3 separate regions of the Homo sapiens genome follow, and regions 1 and 3 are each linked to region 2. A link is an interaction called in ENCODE POLR2A ChIA-PET data of the cell type or tissue named here. Cell type or tissue: PC-9. All regions are shown on one strand. Links, peaks and the distances in the headings refer to the core of each region. The heading gives the core; the rest is flanking DNA. Region 1 holds the start of LOC124904129 (small nucleolar RNA U13). Region 2 overlaps MIEF2 (mitochondrial elongation factor 2). Region 3 overlaps PEMT (phosphatidylethanolamine N-methyltransferase).

Region 1 (4,000 bases), core at 1-4,000, 120 kb before region 2:
GGAGGAGTCTGGTGAAGTTCCGGTCCCTGGTACACGCATACGTGAGCCGCCGACGCTATCTCAAGGTATAGGCCCTACCCTATCTGGGTCCAAGGGGACAGCAGAGAAGGGGAAAGGGCACTTAGCACCCAAGAGGAGACTACTGGCCTCAGGCAGTCTTGGGTTCAAATTCTGCCTCTGCCACCCACTAGCTCTTTAACTTTGGCCATTGTCTATCCTCGATTTTCCCATCTACCCCTTGGGATTGTGGAGAGGGTTAAATGAGATGTTGCATTGAAGGATTTGGCCTGGTGCTGGGTTCACAGTGGGGTCTTCGGGAATTGAGGGCCATTAGAATTTGGTGACCTGAATGTCACTGGGTATGGTTTTGCTCTTACCTTCATGTCTTGACCCACTGTCATGCAAACTAGCCACCAGAAAGACAAATGCAGTTCCCAAAGCAATGAAGCAGTAGGTAGCCTTTACTGAAGGTGGCGCTACAGAGGAGGGCTTCCCATGACACAGTGCTCAGCCACCTCCCAGAAATCCTCCTTGTGTGTCTCTTTCCCCAGCGTTTTTCTCCCTCCGCTTGCCTCTGTTTCTCTCTTGCTCTCTCCTTTTCCCTCCCCTTTTCTCTGGCCAACCTCAGCCTCCCGCCCCACCTGTGGAGTGGGGCAGTCACCTCCACACAACAGGCAAGCTGCCCCCCTTGCTTGAGTGTGGCCGCCTTGCGTAAGCTGGCCTGGCCTGCCTGGGTGCCGGTCGTCACCTCTGCCTGCCACTCCCCAACCTGACATCTTCTCTTCTGAAGCTGAGGGCAGAGTGGAGGTGCCAGGTGGAGGGGGCGCTGCTGTGGGAGCAGGAGGTGGGTGTGGGTCTGGGTGGCAGCAGGGCCAAGGAGGGAGGCTGGCAGGTGGGGATGTGGCAGGCCTGTCCCTGTCCCATGCACTGTCCCTCTAGGAGCTGAGCAAGCGGGAGGTAGTCGCTGTGGGGCACCTGGAGGTACCGGCTGAGCTGGCTGGGCTCTTGCAAGCAGTGGCAGGTGGGTCAGCACCAGGCGGGGGGAGGGCCCAGGCAGATCAGAGCAGGCACCGCATTCCCTCCTCTTTCCACAGGCCTCGGGCTGGCCCAGGTGCCTCAGGTGGCCCCTGTGAGGACTCCTCGACTCCAGGCTGAGCCCCGTGTCACACTGCCCCTGGACATCAACAACTATCCTATGGCCAAGTTTGTCCAGTGCCACTTCAAGGTAAGGGCTAGCTGAAGTCCAAGGCTCCCTGGCTGATAGGCGCTGACCAATTAGAATGGACATTGTCCTTGCCCTGGGGCAGGCTCCTGGCTGTGCCCTGTGGTGTTGGGTATGAGCCTTTTAGTTGCTGGATCATAGGGAATCTGGGAGATCCCTGAGGTCTGGATAGCAGTGGAGAGCCCTCAGGGGCTCGGGCAGGGCTGTTTACCACCAACCAGTCTGGAAATATTTCAGAAATTGAACAACTGGTGGAGCCATAGCATGTCAGCCCAGCTCTGATTTCCTCCCCTTGAGATGAAGGTTTATCCTGTCCCTACCACCGACTTGCTGAGGGCCACTGTGGTGGCCCCTCACCAGCCTCAGTTTCCCCATCCATACACTGAGGACCAAAGCCCCTGCCTCATAGGCCTTGGAGCCCCATGTGGCACAGAGCAGTGGGTCCAGATGTGCCTGTCAGTCCAGCTCTGTCTGCTCATGTGCCTGCCCTGTGTCTTAGGAACCTGCCTTTGGGATGCTGACAGTGCCCCTGAGGACACCCCTCACGCAGCTGCCAGCCGAGCACCATGCAGAAGCCGTGAGCATCTTCAAGCTGGTATGGGGTCTGCCCCAGCCCACCTTCTAATTCTTAGCCCCTGGCCCTGAAACTGGGCCATGAGGCTCCCAGTCTTCCCAGCCCTCCCCAAGCCCAACCCATGAGCCCCACACCTCTTCCCCAAAGGACAGACTTTTATGTCAGAGGGGGAAATCTGGCTTCCTCTCTGAGGACTGGTGGCTTTTCTTCTCCCAGCCATCTTCCTGGCAAAAAAAAAAAAAAAAAAATTCTGCCTTGGAGCCTCTCAAGGACACCAAGAAGAGACCCAGATCTCCTTAAGGACTTCTCAGTCTGAAGGGGGAGGCAGAGTTGACCCAGCCAGTGACCACCAGTATGGACAGAGGGAAGCACCAAGTCTGGGGAGTCTGATGGGGCCACTAATTCAGCCCTGGGCAGGGCCAGAGAGGGCTTCCTGGAGGAGAAGGCATTTGAGCTGGAGGGGAATTTGCCAGGCAGGGAGAGTGGAGAAAGTACACAGAGAAGAGGAAATTGGTGTGGTCAGAACAGAGTCAAGAGGGCAAGGGTGAGACTGGCCAGTGAGGCCTTGATTACAGTACCCAGAGCTTAGATTTCATCCCAAGGCACCTAGGGAGCCAAGGCAGGTGCTTCCATGGGAGGGTTGTGGTCATATCTGAATGTTAAAAAGAACCCTCTGCGGCCTAGATAGAGCAGGAGGTGGGGGCTGGCTGGAGGGCCAGGGGTGCAGGGAGGGGGCTAGGGCTGCATGGGGAGCTCTAGAAGGTTCATGAACAGGAAAGATGACACATACTTTGGATCTTTAGTTTTCCCATAGTTGAGGTAAACTGCCTGGTCATTCGGCATAGAATATGGCAGTTGTAGGCCAAGCACGGTGGCGCACACTTGTAATCCCAGCACTTTGGGAGGCCAAGGCAGGCAGATCCCTTGAGTCCAGGAGTTTGAGACCAGCCTGGGCAACATGGTGAAACGCTGTCTCTACTAAAAATACAAAAATTAGCTGGGTGTGGCTGCATGTGCCTGTAATCCTAGCTACCTGAGGGGCTGAGGTGGGAGGATCACTTAGGCCCGGGGAAGTTGAGGCTGCAGTGAGCTGAGATCCCACCACTGCACTCCAGTCTGGGTGACAGAGACTCCATCTCAAAAAAATATTCTATATATATAGCAGTTATATTGTAATATAAGGGACATTTATATGGGCAGGGGCACACATGGGAGGGACATGAGAGGGATGCATGTTGTGGGGTGGGGACTGGAAGGAACAACTTTCTGAGATGCCCAGGAGACTCTGTTCGTGGCCCAGATCCTGCGCTTCATGGGCGACCCCCACCTGCATGGTGCCCGGGAGAACATCTTCGGGAACTACATCGTGCAGAAGGGGCTGGCGGTGCCTGAGCTGCGGGATGAGATCCTGGCACAGCTGGCCAATCAGGTGTGGCACAATCACAATGCCCACAATGCTGAGCGGGGCTGGCTGCTGCTGGCCGCCTGCCTCAGTGGCTTTGCACCTTCCCCGTGCTTCAACAAGTACCTTCTCAAGTGAGTGGGACTGGATAGGGGCTGGGACACGAGGGACGGTGGCACCAGCAGTGGAGCCCAAGGCAGGGTCTTAAAGGTCAGGCCAGGAGTCAGATCTCTATGCTGGGAAGCTCAGGCATGGAGGCTGGCCAGGGCTGCTCTGCATTTCTACTGGGCTCAGAGCAAGAAAGGAGGGCAGGCCTTCACTGCAGGGGCTAGGAGTTAGGTCAGACTGGATGAGGGACTTCCAGAACTCAGAGTGGGACAAGACCAGCATGTGGAGAATTTGGAAAAGAGCATTGACCTCTCACAGCATGAGAGTTTAATGGGGTGGTTAGGAGCATGGATACGGGACTCAGACAATCAGGGTTCAAATCCCAGCTCAGCCATATATGAGCTGTGTGACCTTGGGTAAGTTACTTAACCTCTCTGGGCTTTAGTTTCCTTACATATCAAATGGGGGTTATTCTTTTATAGTTTATAAGTGTGATGATTGAGTTTTCATGCTCAGGCATGAGATGTGTCACCCTCAAACCTTGCTAAAACATCAGCACAAGACCAGACGCAGTGGCTCAGGCCTGTAATCCCAGCACTTTGGGAGGCCAAGATGGGAGGATCGCTTGAGCCCAGGAGTTGAAGACCAGCCTGGACAATGTATTGAGACCTTGTCTCTGCAAAAAATTTAAAAA
Region 2 (6,359 bases), core at 2,292-6,291:
TCTTCAGCAGCTTGCGTGAGGAGGAGATTGACGACATTGGCTATGCGCTATACAGTGGCCTACAGGAGCCCGAGGGGCTGCTCTAGGTGGGTGGAAACGGGTGGTTGCCATGTTTTCTAATGCTGGGGAGCTGCACCCACCTCCCTTCCAGGGATTTGAATAGTGGTTTTTCTCTAGCTTTTTGCCAGAACAAAGGAGGGTACATTACTTAAACCCAGGGCATCAGGATGTGCTTGGGCTATGGTGGCCATAAACCCTGAGCCCAGAGAGCTTGGGTCACTGTCACCTGAGTGCAGCTGGGCTGCCTCAGGCAGCTTGGAGTGCCAGCCATTCCTGCAAGCACCGTTTCAGCTCTTGGGGCCAACCCCAGGACCTTTGGCTCTGTCCATCACCAGCAACCAATCCACCAACAGAATGTGGTTTCTGCCATCCTGGGCAGAAGCTGAAGGCCAGCTTCACATTTCTGCTGAGAGAAGGTGACTTAACGCCTTTTCCGGCCCTAGCTCCAGGCGTTTTGAGGCGTCTGGTGCCTGATGGTAGGTATGGTGTGTTTGTTCTGTCCCCCAGGGGCTGGAGTCACCTGGTGCCCCTGAAGGACAGATTTTTGGCTGTTAAAGGATGGCATTTTCCTGCTGTCTTCTGTGCGTTTAGTTTTCTTGCTGAGCGGGAGCTCAGTATGACTTGCCACCCACCTGATACCTCAGGGCAAGGCCCTTTTTCCCTCCAGCCAGGTGAGTGTTTTCTTCAGGCAGCTGAGGGTCCTGGGGGAGCTGAGGCTCTGTGCTGCACCCCCAGCCCACAGCTGGGGCATCTCACTGGAGCTGTTCCAGGCCCCACTGGAGAGCAGAGGACCTGATCCCCCACTAGAGAGGTCCGGTGTGCACAGCCGGCCTCCCAGTGTGCCAAAATGAACTGCTCTCAGCTGATGGCTGTATTCTGACTTTGAAGCCTGTTAAGAGGTAGCAAGGGGGCTAGAGGAGGGAGATTCCACCTCCCCTCCCAAGTGACCCTCCTCCTGCCTCTGGTATCCTTCCTTTTGAAACGAAGCTCAGCTTCGAAGATGTGAACAAGAATAAAAGGAAAAAATTCTAATGTATATATAACTCAGGCTGGATAAGGGAGTCTTGGTGCTTTCATACGCAGCTGTTGAGGGTTTTCTGTAAGTCCTGTGGCTTGTCCTGGCACTTTGGCAAGAGTGCTTGAGGTCAATTGGAGGTGGTAGAGTTTACTTTAAAAAGTAGCATCTTGGCCGGGTGTGGTGGCTCGCATCTGTAATCCCAGCACATCGGGAGGCCGAGGCGGGCGGATCACGAGGTCAAGAGATCGAGACCATCCTGACCAACATGATGAAACCCCAACTCTACTAAAAAGACAAAAATTAGCTGGGCGTGGTGGCACGCACCTATAGTCCCAGCTACTCGGGAGGCCGAGGCAGGAGAATTGCTTGAACCCGGGAGGTAGAGGTTGCAATGAGCTGAAATTGCACCACTGCACTCCAGACTGGCGACAGAGCAAGACTCTGTCTCAAAAAAATAAATAAATAAGCATCTTGGCCCCGCGCTGTGGCTCACGCCTATAATCCCAGCACTTTGGGAAGCCGAGGCCGGTAGATCACCTGAGGTTGGGAATTCAAGACCAGGCTGACCAACGTGGAGAAACTCCATCTCTGGTAAAAATTCAAAAAAATTAGCTGGGCATGGTGGCACATGCCTGTAATCCCAGCTACTTGGGAGGCTGAGGCAGGAGAATTGCTTGAACCCGGGAGGCGGAGGTTGTGGTGAGCTGAGATCGTGCCAGTGCACTCCAGCCTAGGCAACAAGAGTGAAACTCTGTCTCAAAATAAAATAAAATAAAATAATAATAGTAATAATAAATTAGCATCTCAGTCTGTTTGGGCTGTGATAACAAAATGCCATAGACTAGGTGGCTTATAAACATCAGAAATTTATGTCTTACCATTTTGGAGGCTAGAAATCCAAGAGTGAGTCACAGATTCCATGTTTGGTTGAGAGCCCACATCCTGGTTCATAGGTGTCCCCATCTAGCTGTCCTCATGTGGAGGAAGGGGGGAAATGCTCTCCTAGGGTCTCTTATAAGGAAACTAAGCCCACCCATGGGGTGGGGGCCCACATTCATGATCGAATCACTTCCCAAAGACCCCATCTCCTGTTAGCAGTGCCTTGGGGGTTAGGATTTCAGCATACAAGTTGAAGGGGACACAGACTTTCTGTCCGTGACAAGTAAGGTAAGTGGAAGGAAAAGATGAAAAGCTTGGTGTTGCTTTAGTAATGGGAACCAGCCAGTTTGGGATGTTTCTTCCCGCAAGGCTGAACTGCTGAGCCCTGCACCATACTTTCTGTAATTAGTGGGCTGTTGACAGCCCTTCAGCCATGCTCATCATTTTTTAGAAACCTGTGTTTTTTTTCTTTTGAGAGTGAGTATCACTCTGTCGCCCAGGCTGGAGTGCAGTGGTGCGATCTCGGCTCACTGCAACCTCTGCCTCCCGGGTTAAAGCAATTCTTCTGCCTCAGCCTCCCGAGTAGCTGGGACTACAAGTGCGCGCTACCACGCTCGGCTAATTTTTGTATTTTTAGTAGAGATGGATTTTCACCATGTTGGCCAGGATGGTCTTGATCTCTTGACCTTGTGATCTGCCTGCCTTGGCCTCCCAAAGTGCTGGGATTACAGGCATGGGCCACCGCACCCGGCCAGAAATGTGTGTTCTCTACCTCCCTTGCACCTCTTTGTGGCTGCACAAGTGGGGAGGAAACTTGCCCCGCCTTGTGCAGGTGAGAGGCCAGGGCATCTTAACCCTCTCACCCGCAAGAGCCAAAGCCAGGGCTCACTTCCTATCACCAGATGACACATGTGGGCTGGGGAGGGCTCTGGTCTGCGTGCAGGGCTGCTTCCAGCCTAGCTGTGCCACTCGCACCCTGCTGGTCCTTCCCCGACTTACGTCCTGAGGGGACTCCCCTACCCCTTCCAGCTGTGACTGCAGGACCCAAGGGAAGCAGGACTGTGCCAAGCAAATGGAATAGTGGTGTAGGCCTCTAGGTGTTGGGTGTAGGGCAAGAGGCGGGCACGAGGGCTCCTTGTAGAGGATATTATAAGGGTCCAAGGTGGGAGACACTTGGCTGAGGTCCATTCCAATCACTTGGCTGAGGTCCATTCCAATCACTTGATGCCTTGATGCTGGAGAGCTTTGAGCAGTTTCCTTGGCGGTGTTGGGGCAGCAAGGGAACAGTCTGGGGCAGAGCCTGTGCCTCAGTCTTCTCATCTCTTAACTGGGGAGGGTCATGTAATACCCAACCCCAGGTGCTTGTGACGATTAACTGGGGTGGGCAGTGCTTAACATAATGCCTGGGAACGAGGACTGGTGGGCCTAGCTGTGCCCCACCCTCCAGCCACATCCAAGCCCCAGCACAGCAAGGTGCTCCCAGATGCCACTCCAGCCCCTGGTCAGAGCGCAGCTGTCCAGGAAGCAAGCTCAGTCTAGAGTGCCACTCCTTCGACGACCAGACCCCAACACAAGCCTGATGTAGAAGCCACTTGCTTCAGGTAGCTCTAAATGTACTGTCTCATACCATGGCTTAAAAAAAAAAAATCCAGGATGAGTTAAAAGTGTTCGTGGTTTCATCACCTAGCCAAGGTTAATGTCTGGGTCTTCCGTTTCTAGCCAGAGAACTGGAAACAAATCACTGTTTTGCTAGGAGCTTTGCATGACCTCACGCCCTAGGCTGCCGGGTCCTGGGCTGTCCTGATGGGCTGTGAAATCCCACCCACTCCCAGGGCTGCCGGGTCCTGGGCTGTCCTGATGGGCTGTGAAATCCCACCCACTCCCCTCCCCGCGAGGCAAGGACAGCCTCTGCCCTGCCTGCCTGGGAGCACGGTATGGGCTTGCCTAGGCCTCAGTGTCTTAACACTGTGGTGACTCAAATTCCTTGTTTTACCTTCACCAAGTAACCCAGAGCCAGGATCCTTGATGACTCTGGTAAGGCAGTGACTACCCCTGCTCAGAATGCAAGGGTCGCTAGGGAAGATTTTAGAAAAAAAAAAAGGACTCCAAAAATGGAGAATCTAAATGTAGTCCTTTGAAAATGTCACCCATAGATCCTCTACCACTAACTGTAATAAATTTGACCAAATAGCATTTCCTTTTTGTAAATCCACTTGTACGCACTTCTCTTCAGGAATACTTAGCTGTGGGATTGTCCTCAAAGGGGGACCATTTATTCCCGTAGAGCTGACCTGTTCAGCTCGTTTCCGTATCTGCTAATATTTAAAAAAGCAAACAAAAAAACAGGCCAGGTACAGTGGCTTATGCTTGTAATCCCAGCGTTTTGGAGGTTGAAGCGGGAGGACTGCCTGAGGCCAGGGGTTCGAGACCAGCAGGGGCAACATAGACCTCATCTCTACAAAAAATAATTAGCCAGGTGTGGTATATACCTATGGGCCCAGCTATTCAGGAGGCTGAGGTGGGAGGATGGCTTGAGTCTAGCAGGGCGAGGCTGCAGTGAGCCATGATTACCCCTGGGATTACAAGCTGGTCTCAAACTCCTGGCTTCAAGCAGTCCTCCCAGCTCGGCCACCCTAAGTACTGGGATTATAGGCGTGAGCCACTGTGTGTAGCCAACATTTGCTTTTTTTTTTTTTTTGAAACGGAGTCTTGCTCTGTCACTCAGACTGGAGTACAGTGGCCCAATCTCTGTTCACTATAATCTCCACCTCCCTGGTTCAAGCAATTCTCCTGCCTCTCAGCCTCTTGGGTAGCCGGGTTTGCAGGCATGCACCACCACACTCGGCTGATTTTTGCATTTTTAGTAGAGACGGTTTCGCCATGTTGCCTGGGCTGGTCTCGAACTCCTGACCTCAAATGATCTGCCTGCCTCAGCCTCCCGAAGTGTTGGGATTACAGGTGTCAGCCACTTGTGCCCGGCCAACATTTGCGTTTTTAATGACACTTTTCTTTTGTAATCAGGATATATATATAATCTTAATTCCTTGAGAAAGCTAAGGTTGTAGTGGAGAAAACCCAGGTGTGTTCCAAAGACAAACACCGGTGACTCTGGTGACCTGCACTGGGTCATCTCTGCATTGCTTGCCGAATTCCTGAGACGATAAGACCAATCAGTTCAGTGGGCTGCGGCCTCTGGCAGGCAGGGAGGCCACTGGGGCTCGCTTGCGTGGGTTTCAGAAGGAACCTTTCAGGTTCAGACTGCAGGCCAGACCCTGACTCTATATTAGTGTTTTCCAGAGGGACAGAACCAATAGGCTGTATGTAATATATAGAAAGCGAGTTAATTAGGGAGAAGTGGCTCACAGGATTACAAGGTGAAGTCCCAGAATAGGCCATCTACAAGCTGTGGAAAGAAGCCGGTAGCATAGCTGAGTCCAAGTCCAAAAGCCTCAAAACCAGAAAGCCCACAGTGCAGCCTTCAGTCTGTGGCAGAAGGCTCCAGGAAGCTGCTGGTGCAAGTCCCAGAGTCCAAATGCCGAAGAACCTGGAGTCTGATGTCCAACAGCAGAGAAGAGGAAGCAAGCATCTGGCACGGAAGAGGGAGAGGGCTGGAGAAGACTCAGCAAGGTGCTCATCCCCCTTCTTCCACCTGTTGTTCTGGCCGTGCTGGCAGCTGATTGGATGGTACCCACCCACATTGAGGGTAGGTCTTCCTTTCTCAGTCCACCGAGTCATGTCACTCTCCTCTGGCAACACCCTTACAGACACCCAGAAAAAATACCAGCCATCTCGGCATCCCTTAATCTAGTGAAGTTGACACCTAACATTAACCACTGCACCAACACCACCTGTGTGTGAGCTGGTGGTCTAAGGTGGGGATGGGGTGCACAGATCTGTCCCTGGTAGGGACGGTCAACAGGTGAGTGGCAACACCCTGGTGAGCATATTGAGCTGGGGCCACCTGTGTTCCAGTCCAAGAAACCTGGAGATCCAGCTGAATGTGAACATCCCAGGTCTTCGGCCGGATTCTATAAGAGGCAGGTGGTGAATTCATCCCAAAGGGCAGTGGGGTCTCTGCCCAGTGTCTCAAAAGCCAGTGCCTCCAGGTGCGGGCCCCAGCGCTGTTGGGCACATTGAGCCTGGCTCTGGGGAGTGGGGGAGCCGGATGTTGGTGACAAGGCTTATTTTTAATTCTGGATGCTCTAAGTATCCGGGGTGGGATCAGGCAGAGACTCCTCAACTGCTACAAGTTGTGTGGGGTGGTCTCGTTTCCTCTGCTGTTAAGTGCAAGCAATCACCTGGGGAAGCATGTGCAGGACGTCAGCCAGGCTTCTTTGCCAAGATGGCAGGGAAGCCTCCAGTTACCCCATGGGCTCTCAGCATTGGTGTGGAGAGCAGGGAG
Region 3 (6,648 bases), core at 1,568-5,567, 690 kb before region 2:
CCAATGCTGGGAAAACACTCCCTAGAGCCACAGCCCAGAAAGGCACACAGTGGGCCTGGGGCCAAGGCCCCTCTCCAGTGCCCCCAGCTCCCCAGGAGTCCAGACTCACACACAGTCTGTTTTGTTTTGGGTTTTTTTTTTTTTCTGATACAGGGTCTCACTCTGCCACCCAAACTGGAGTTCAGTGGCTTGAGCACAACTCATGGCAGCCTCGACCCCCAGAGCTCAAGTGACCCACCCACCTCAGCCTTCCCAGTAGCCGGTGCTCACCACCACACCTGGCTAAATTTTGTATTTTTACAGAGATGACATTTCACCACGTTGCCCGGGCTGGTTTCGAACTCCTGGGCTCAAGCGATCCGCCTGCCTTGGCCTCCCAAAGTGCTTGGGATTATAGGCGTGAGCCACCATGCCTGGCCTTCTCACACTGTCTGGAGCCCAAGGACATCCGTGTCTGACACAGGCAAAACCGAGCTCTTCCTCCACAAGCCTCTCCTCCCACGGTTGCCCCAGGGCAGCCAACGGCCTTGCCTCCCACGGGTCACTCAGGCCCAACCATGGGCTGGCCAAGCCACCTCTCTCAGCTCTCCCTGATCACTGCTCCCACCTCCGCCAGTCCCACTGTGGTCAAGCTGCCATCTGGGGCCTGCTGGCCTCTCAGCTCCACCTTTGTCTCTTCTCCTCTGTCCTTGGTGCAGTGACCTTGAAACTCTGACTCAGATCATGCCACCTCTGCAATGGCTCCCAGCTCAGAGTCCAGGGAATGTCTCTCCCCATGGCCCGCAAGGCCTGCACCACCGTCCCCAGCCACCTCTCCGTCCTGCTCCTCCATTCTCCCTCTGCCTGGCTCCAGCGGCAGCTGTCCCTTAAAACCTCCGAGGACACTCAAGAGTGCCCCAGGACTTTTGCACTTGTGTTTTCCTGACAGAATGCTCTTCCCCAGACACCTGAGGGCCCTCCTGCATGAGAATCAGGTTTCTGGTGAAAGGACACCCATCAGAGAGGCCTTCCCTGACCACCACCCCTGTCTGTCCCTCCCCTTGCCTGCTGTGTCACCGGCAGTGCTATACATTCATTCACCACTGAAGCTGCTGCGTGAGGGCCAGGGGCCGGGATGGTGCCCAGCGCACAGTAGATGCTCAATAAACATTTGAAGAATGTATGAATGAACCTCTTCAAGCTTCAGTCTCCAAAGGGGATATTAACAGCATTTGCTGTGAAGATTCATTGAAATACTGCATGACATGCACTGGGCACAACACCTGAGCATGAGTCCCGCCACCACCAGCCAGCCCTCCGCAGCAACTGCAGATAAAAATATTCAAGAGCCAGGCGTGGTGGCTCATGCCTGTAATCCCAGCACTTTGGGAGGCCAACGCGGGCAGATCACCTGAGGTCAGGAGTTCGACACCAGCCTTGCCAACATGGTGAAACCCTGTCTCTACTAAAAATACAAAAATTAGTCAGGCACAGTGGTGCATGCCTGTAATCCCAGCTACTCAGGAGGCTGAGGCAGGAGAACCACTTGAACCTGGGAGGTGGAGGTTGCAGTGAGTCGAGATCGTGCCACTGCACTCCAGCCTGGGCAACAGAGCAAGACTCTGTCTCAAAAAGAAAAAAAAGGCCTGGCGCGGTGGCTCATGCCTATAATCCCAGCACTTTGGGAGGCCGAGTCAGGTGGATCACAAGGCCTGGCCAAGATGGTGAAACCCCATCTCTACTAAAACTACAAAAAAGTTAGCTGGGCTTGGTGGCAGGTCCCCGTAATCCCAGCTACTTGGGAGGCTGAGGCAGGGGAATCGCTTGAACCTGAGAGGCAGAGGTTGCAGTAAGCCAAGATCATGCCACTGCACTCCAGCCTGGGAAACAGAGTGAGATGCTGTCTCAAAAAAAAAAAAAAAGAAAAATTCAGGAAAAAAATAAAAACAAAAAGTAATAACATAAAAAATAATACAGTGTAACTACCCAGCATGTACACTGTCTTGGGTATGATAAGTAATCTAGAGATGATGTAAAGTATATGGGAGGGTGGGCATACGTTATACTCGAATACAACATTGTTTCCCATCAGGGACCTGAGCATCTGCCGATTTTGGTATCCACGGGGAACTGGAACCAATCTCCTATGGATACCCAGGGACAACTGCATTGATAACTATTAAGTTATTTAAGTGCTTCCCTGGTTGTGGCCTGTTGGCCTGTCTTTGTTTTTGTTTTTTAAGACAGGGTCTTGCTCTGTTGCCCAGGCTGGAGTGCAGTAGTGTGATCACAGCTCACTGCAGCCTCGACCTCCTGGGTTCAAGTGATTCTCCTACCTCAGCCAACCCAGTAGCTGGGACTACAGGTGCACACCACCACACACGGCTAATTTTTGTATTTTTTGTAGTGGCAGGGTTTTGCCATGTTCCCCAGGATGGTCTCCAACTCCTTGGCTCAACTGATCCACCCACTGGGCTTCTGGCATCACAGAGCTGGGCCTCGTCATCCCATTCCAGATGCCGTCCGGATACTCTCCCCGGCAGCAGCCCACGGAACTGCAACATGTTTCTTAACTTTTCTCCTTTTGAAACCACTTTGAAGAGCTCACTCCCTCTCCCACCAATGACCACAAACTGTTCCAGTGAAAAACTATCTCAAAATGAGACTAATCAAAAGCTTATGACCAAAAAAAAAAAAAAAAAAAAACCGTATGCCAAACACACAGACACATGCTGTCTTCCAAATCTTACTGCATCTTTTTTTTTTTTTTTTTTTTTAAAGACAGAGTCTCACTCTGTTACCCAGGCTGGAGTACAGTGGTGCCATCTCGGCTCACTGCAACCTCCGCCTCCTGGGTTCAAGAGATTCTCCTGCCCCAGCCTCCCGAGTAGCTGGGACTACAGGCGTACACCATCACATCCGGCTAAATTTTTGTATTTTTAGTAGAGATGAGGTTTCACTATGTTGGCCAGGCTGGTCTCGAACTCCTGACCTCAGGTGATCCACCCACCTCAGCCTCCCAAAGTGCTGGGATTACAGGCGTGGGCCACCGCGCCCGGCCAAATCTTACTGCATCTTAACCACTCTGCCATTCATGAGCCACTGAGAACCTTCACAATGAACTTCACTTTAAAAACACACTGTTGGCTAGGCTAGTGGGAAGTGACCTGAGGGGGCTTGTGCATAAATAAAAGCGTCCTCAGGACCTGCTATGCATTCAGCCAGCCAAGCTCCCAGTGCTGGGAGACCCATATGTACCTCAATGACTGCTGGTCAACGTCAGGCCTGCAGGAAGCCAGAGGGCAGGGACCTCCTCCGGCTGTAAGAGCCCAACATCTCCCTCAGAGAAGGACTGTGGACAGCCAAGAGCGTGGCACACCCAACACTCCAAAGGTTAGGCCCACAACGTCTTCCAGCAGGGGTCTTTGGCTTTTTAAATACCCTGGCCTCGCTTCCTGTGGCTGCTGTAACAAATGACTGCCAACTTAGGGGCTGAAAACAACAGCAATCCCCAATCAGTTACCACTGGGCCAAAATCAAGGTGCCGACTGGGCTGTGCTTCCACCAGAGGCTCTGGGGGAGACTCCATTTTTTGCTTCTTCCAGCTTCTGGTGGGCCTGGCCTTCCTTGGCTAGTGGCTTGGTCACTCCAGCCTCTGCCTCCATGGTGACAAGAGACACTCCTGTGTTTCAATGTCCCTGTGCCACTCCATTGTTAAAAGGACACACACAATGGCACTTAGGGCCCACCTGGGTAACTCAGGGCCATCTCCCCAGCTCAAGCTCCTTGACTTCATCACGTCTGCAAAGATCCTTGTGTGTGTGCCATATAAGAGACCTTCACAGGATGTGGACGTCTTTGCAGGACCATTTTTCAGCCTCCAAACACCCTCCTCACCCTTCACCACCTCATATCTCTGGCATGCTGGGTGTGTGCAAAGGTGAAAGGAGAGAGGAAGCATGCAGGCCAGGCAGTGGGAGGAAACGCCAGGATGGCCAGGCACTTCGGCTGCAGCCCTGGCTCCAGAGGCCCATGTCAGGAGGCTGGGGCCAGCTGGGGACGGTGTGGCTGAGAGTACAGGTGCTCCCCAGCCCAGCCAAGGCTTCTCAGGAGAAAGGGGTGTCCGGGAGGCCTGTGTTTGGCTACACCAAGCTCGCCAGTCTCACTCCCACCTCTGGACCTCCCCTCGAAGCCCCTCCCTTGTGGGCCGCCAGAGCATCCATCCTCGGAGTGTGTCCAGCATGTTCAGGACAGCAGGAACAGGGCATTCTTTGGAATGCACTGTCTTTGACATGAGCAGGCTGGCCCCCACCCACTTCTCTCACCAGATGGAGAAAAATCTCAAGTCATAAACTAAATGAAAAACATGTCCTGTTCTGCCCTGGGATCAAGGGTTCACCTTAAATGAAAACTGTCTGGAACAATGTGCTGCTGACGCTGATCTTGGCCTTACTCTGCAGATTAGCCTCGGGGGTGATCACAGGACGCTCAGGGCTCTGCATCAGCAAGCCCAACCCCCGCTGAGCCCCAGGACCACCCACTCCCCCAGCAGGATCCCCGGGAAGCAGCCCAGAAGCACCCCCCAGAGACAGCCTTGGGAGAGCGGGCCAGGAACCCCAAGAGCTTCACCCCACAGTCTGGGAGGTGTGGGAGGCATCTCAGAAAGGCTGCAGAAGGAACTGACGGCCCTCCCCTCCCACACTTTCCTCGAAGGGCCCAGAGCCCACTTCCCATGCAGTCCACCCACCCCTCGGTGCTGGTGCCCGGGCACCCAAACATCCCCTGGCACCCATCACGAGCTGGTGCCACGCTGGTGGCTTCCTTTCAACTCATGCCGGCTTGCTCCTGCCACCCAGCTCGCCTAGGTCCGGAATGCGCAGGCCGTTTTGCAGGAAGCCTCATGTGGGAAAAATAACCATGTTTGTGGAACACACGAGGGGTGGGAGATTCACAAGCAAGTGGCTTTACTGTGTGACATGGCAGAGAGGGAAGAGAGCCCCTACTTCCTGGGCAACCCACTTCATGCATGAGAAGGCCACCAGACTGCCAGGCACATGTGACCAATGGCAGCCCCACCATGGCAGCGTTCTCCTGCAGGTTCTTGTGAGGGTAGGAGGGCCACCCCTACAGTCCTGGACCATCCTGACGCCAGCCTGGGCAGCCCAATGGCTGCTGGATCCCCAAGGCAAGACGGCAGGAAGCGCCTAGTACTCCACACCAGCCAGCGACAGACACGGGAGGGAAGAGCAGAGCTGTCTGTCTGTCTGGCCAGCCAGCAGCAACCACCGCGATCCCCTGCATGTGGGGCTCACCAAGCAGTGAGATACTCCCGTCTGGACAGTGTCAGGCACATCACTTACCACATTCCAGTAGAGCGGATTGAAGGTGATGGTGATGACGGCAGCCACAAAGCTGGGATCCAGGGGGTCCACGTAGCCCAGCAGCCGGGTCATAACGCAGAAGTCTGCCTGCAGGGACAGAGCTAGCATCAGCACCACCCAGACACAGCAGGGCCTGTGAGCCCCCAGGAGTCGGAGAAAAAGTTACCCTCTGGGAACACACTGGGAGGCCTGGGAACATCCAAGTCCGGCAAAGGTTACTACAGTGTAGTCTCATAAAAGGGAAGATAAAAAGCTGAAACCTAATGAGCTGTGTCATGTCCTGGGAGGGCGGCCGCAGAAATGTGCCTGGATGCCAGATGAGGAAATCAGCACCTCTGAAGAGGGGTGCCTGGCACCCTGAAGGGAGGTGACACCAACCCTGGTGTGACCGAGACCCTCCTGGATGAGGGTTCTCAGAGGCCCCAGAGGAAACCCAAGCAGCTGAGATAAATGTGAAGAGATGCTCAACCTACCAGGAATCAGGTAAAAGCAAATTAAAACAATAGTGGTGTGCCTCTCCTCGCCCACACTCGACAGGGGACAATCTTGAGTGCACACGAGGGTGTGAGTGGGGCGGGGTAAACTGAAAAAGTGTGTGCCCACATCCCGGCCACGCCACCCGCATACGGGGGGCACGTGGACACTGCCCCCGCCCCGCCATCATCTTGCATGAAAACGTCAGGAACAATGACAAACAACTTAGGTGTCCAGCAACCAAAGAAATGAAGAAAAAAAAAAAAAACCCACGGCCCATTCCTACAGCAGCTAAACTACAGCAGTTAAAAGCACTAGGTCGGCCGGGCGCGGTGGCTCATGCCTGTAATCCCAGCACTTTGGGAGGCCGAGGCGGGCGGATCACGAGGTCAGGAGATCAAGACCATCCTGGCTAACACGGTGAAACCCCATCTCTACTAAAAATACAAAAAATTAGCCGGGCATGGTGGCGGGCGCCTGTAGTCCCAGCTACTCAGGAGACTGAGGCAGGAGAATGGCATGAACCTGGGAGGCGGAGCTTGCAGTGAGCAGAGATCGCGCCACTGCACTCCAGCCTGGGCAACAGAGTGAGACTCCGTCTCAAAAAAAAAAAAAAAAAAGCACGAGGTCTACACACAGCACTGTGAAACGTTCTGAAACACACGGCTGAGTAGAAGAGCAGGCTGCATGATTCAGCACCTAGACAGAAATTTCTAGAAAACAACATAAAATATAGTATCAAATATTCAGATTTTACAATTTTTTTTTTTTTTGAGACAGAGTCTCCCTCTGCCACCCAGGCTGGAATGCAGTG

What was found. Peaks named below come from ENCODE experiments on the same cell type or tissue, not always from the same donor. Only the 100,000 strongest peaks of a DNase experiment are listed, where the experiment ranks them.
Region 1: POLR2A ChIA-PET joins it to region 2 with 8 read pairs; 4 of 35 experiments call an interaction of 5 or more read pairs at or near these places.
Region 3: POLR2A ChIA-PET joins it to region 2 with 6 read pairs; 1 of 35 experiments calls an interaction of 5 or more read pairs at or near these places.

Annotation. Positions count from the first base shown.
Region 1 is chr17:18,142,776-18,146,775 of GRCh38, forward strand. MYO15A (myosin XVA) reads left to right here. Exons shown (of 66, transcript NM_016239.4): 25 at 1-65; 26 at 791-844; 27 at 940-1,021; 28 at 1,095-1,225; 29 at 1,722-1,817; 30 at 3,097-3,332. LOC124904129 (small nucleolar RNA U13) reads left to right here and starts at 3,777; the gene lies at 3,777-3,876. RefSeq lists enhancers at 1-441, 442-1,406. In PC-9, for the core only: CTCF peaks have their summits at 437 (motif pointing right) and 642; no DNase peak of the experiment used is centred there.
Region 2 is chr17:18,264,679-18,271,037 of GRCh38, forward strand. It overlaps MIEF2 (mitochondrial elongation factor 2), which reads left to right. Exons shown (of 4, transcript NM_139162.4): 4 at 1-1,874. The coding sequence ends at 86. Among named protein-coding and RNA genes, the nearest start is that of MIEF2, 7.2 kb to the left of the region's middle. RefSeq lists an enhancer at 2,625-3,218. In PC-9, for the core only: no CTCF peak of the experiment used is centred there; a DNase peak (open chromatin) is centred at 3,973; H3K27ac peaks cover 1,527 bases.
Region 3 is chr17:17,571,581-17,578,228 of GRCh38, forward strand. PEMT (phosphatidylethanolamine N-methyltransferase) reads right to left here. Exons shown (of 7, transcript NM_148172.3): 2 at 5,340-5,447. Among named protein-coding and RNA genes, the nearest start is that of PEMT, 17 kb to the right of the region's middle. RefSeq lists an enhancer at 5,021-5,766. In PC-9, for the core only: no CTCF peak of the experiment used is centred there; a DNase peak (open chromatin) is centred at 3,911.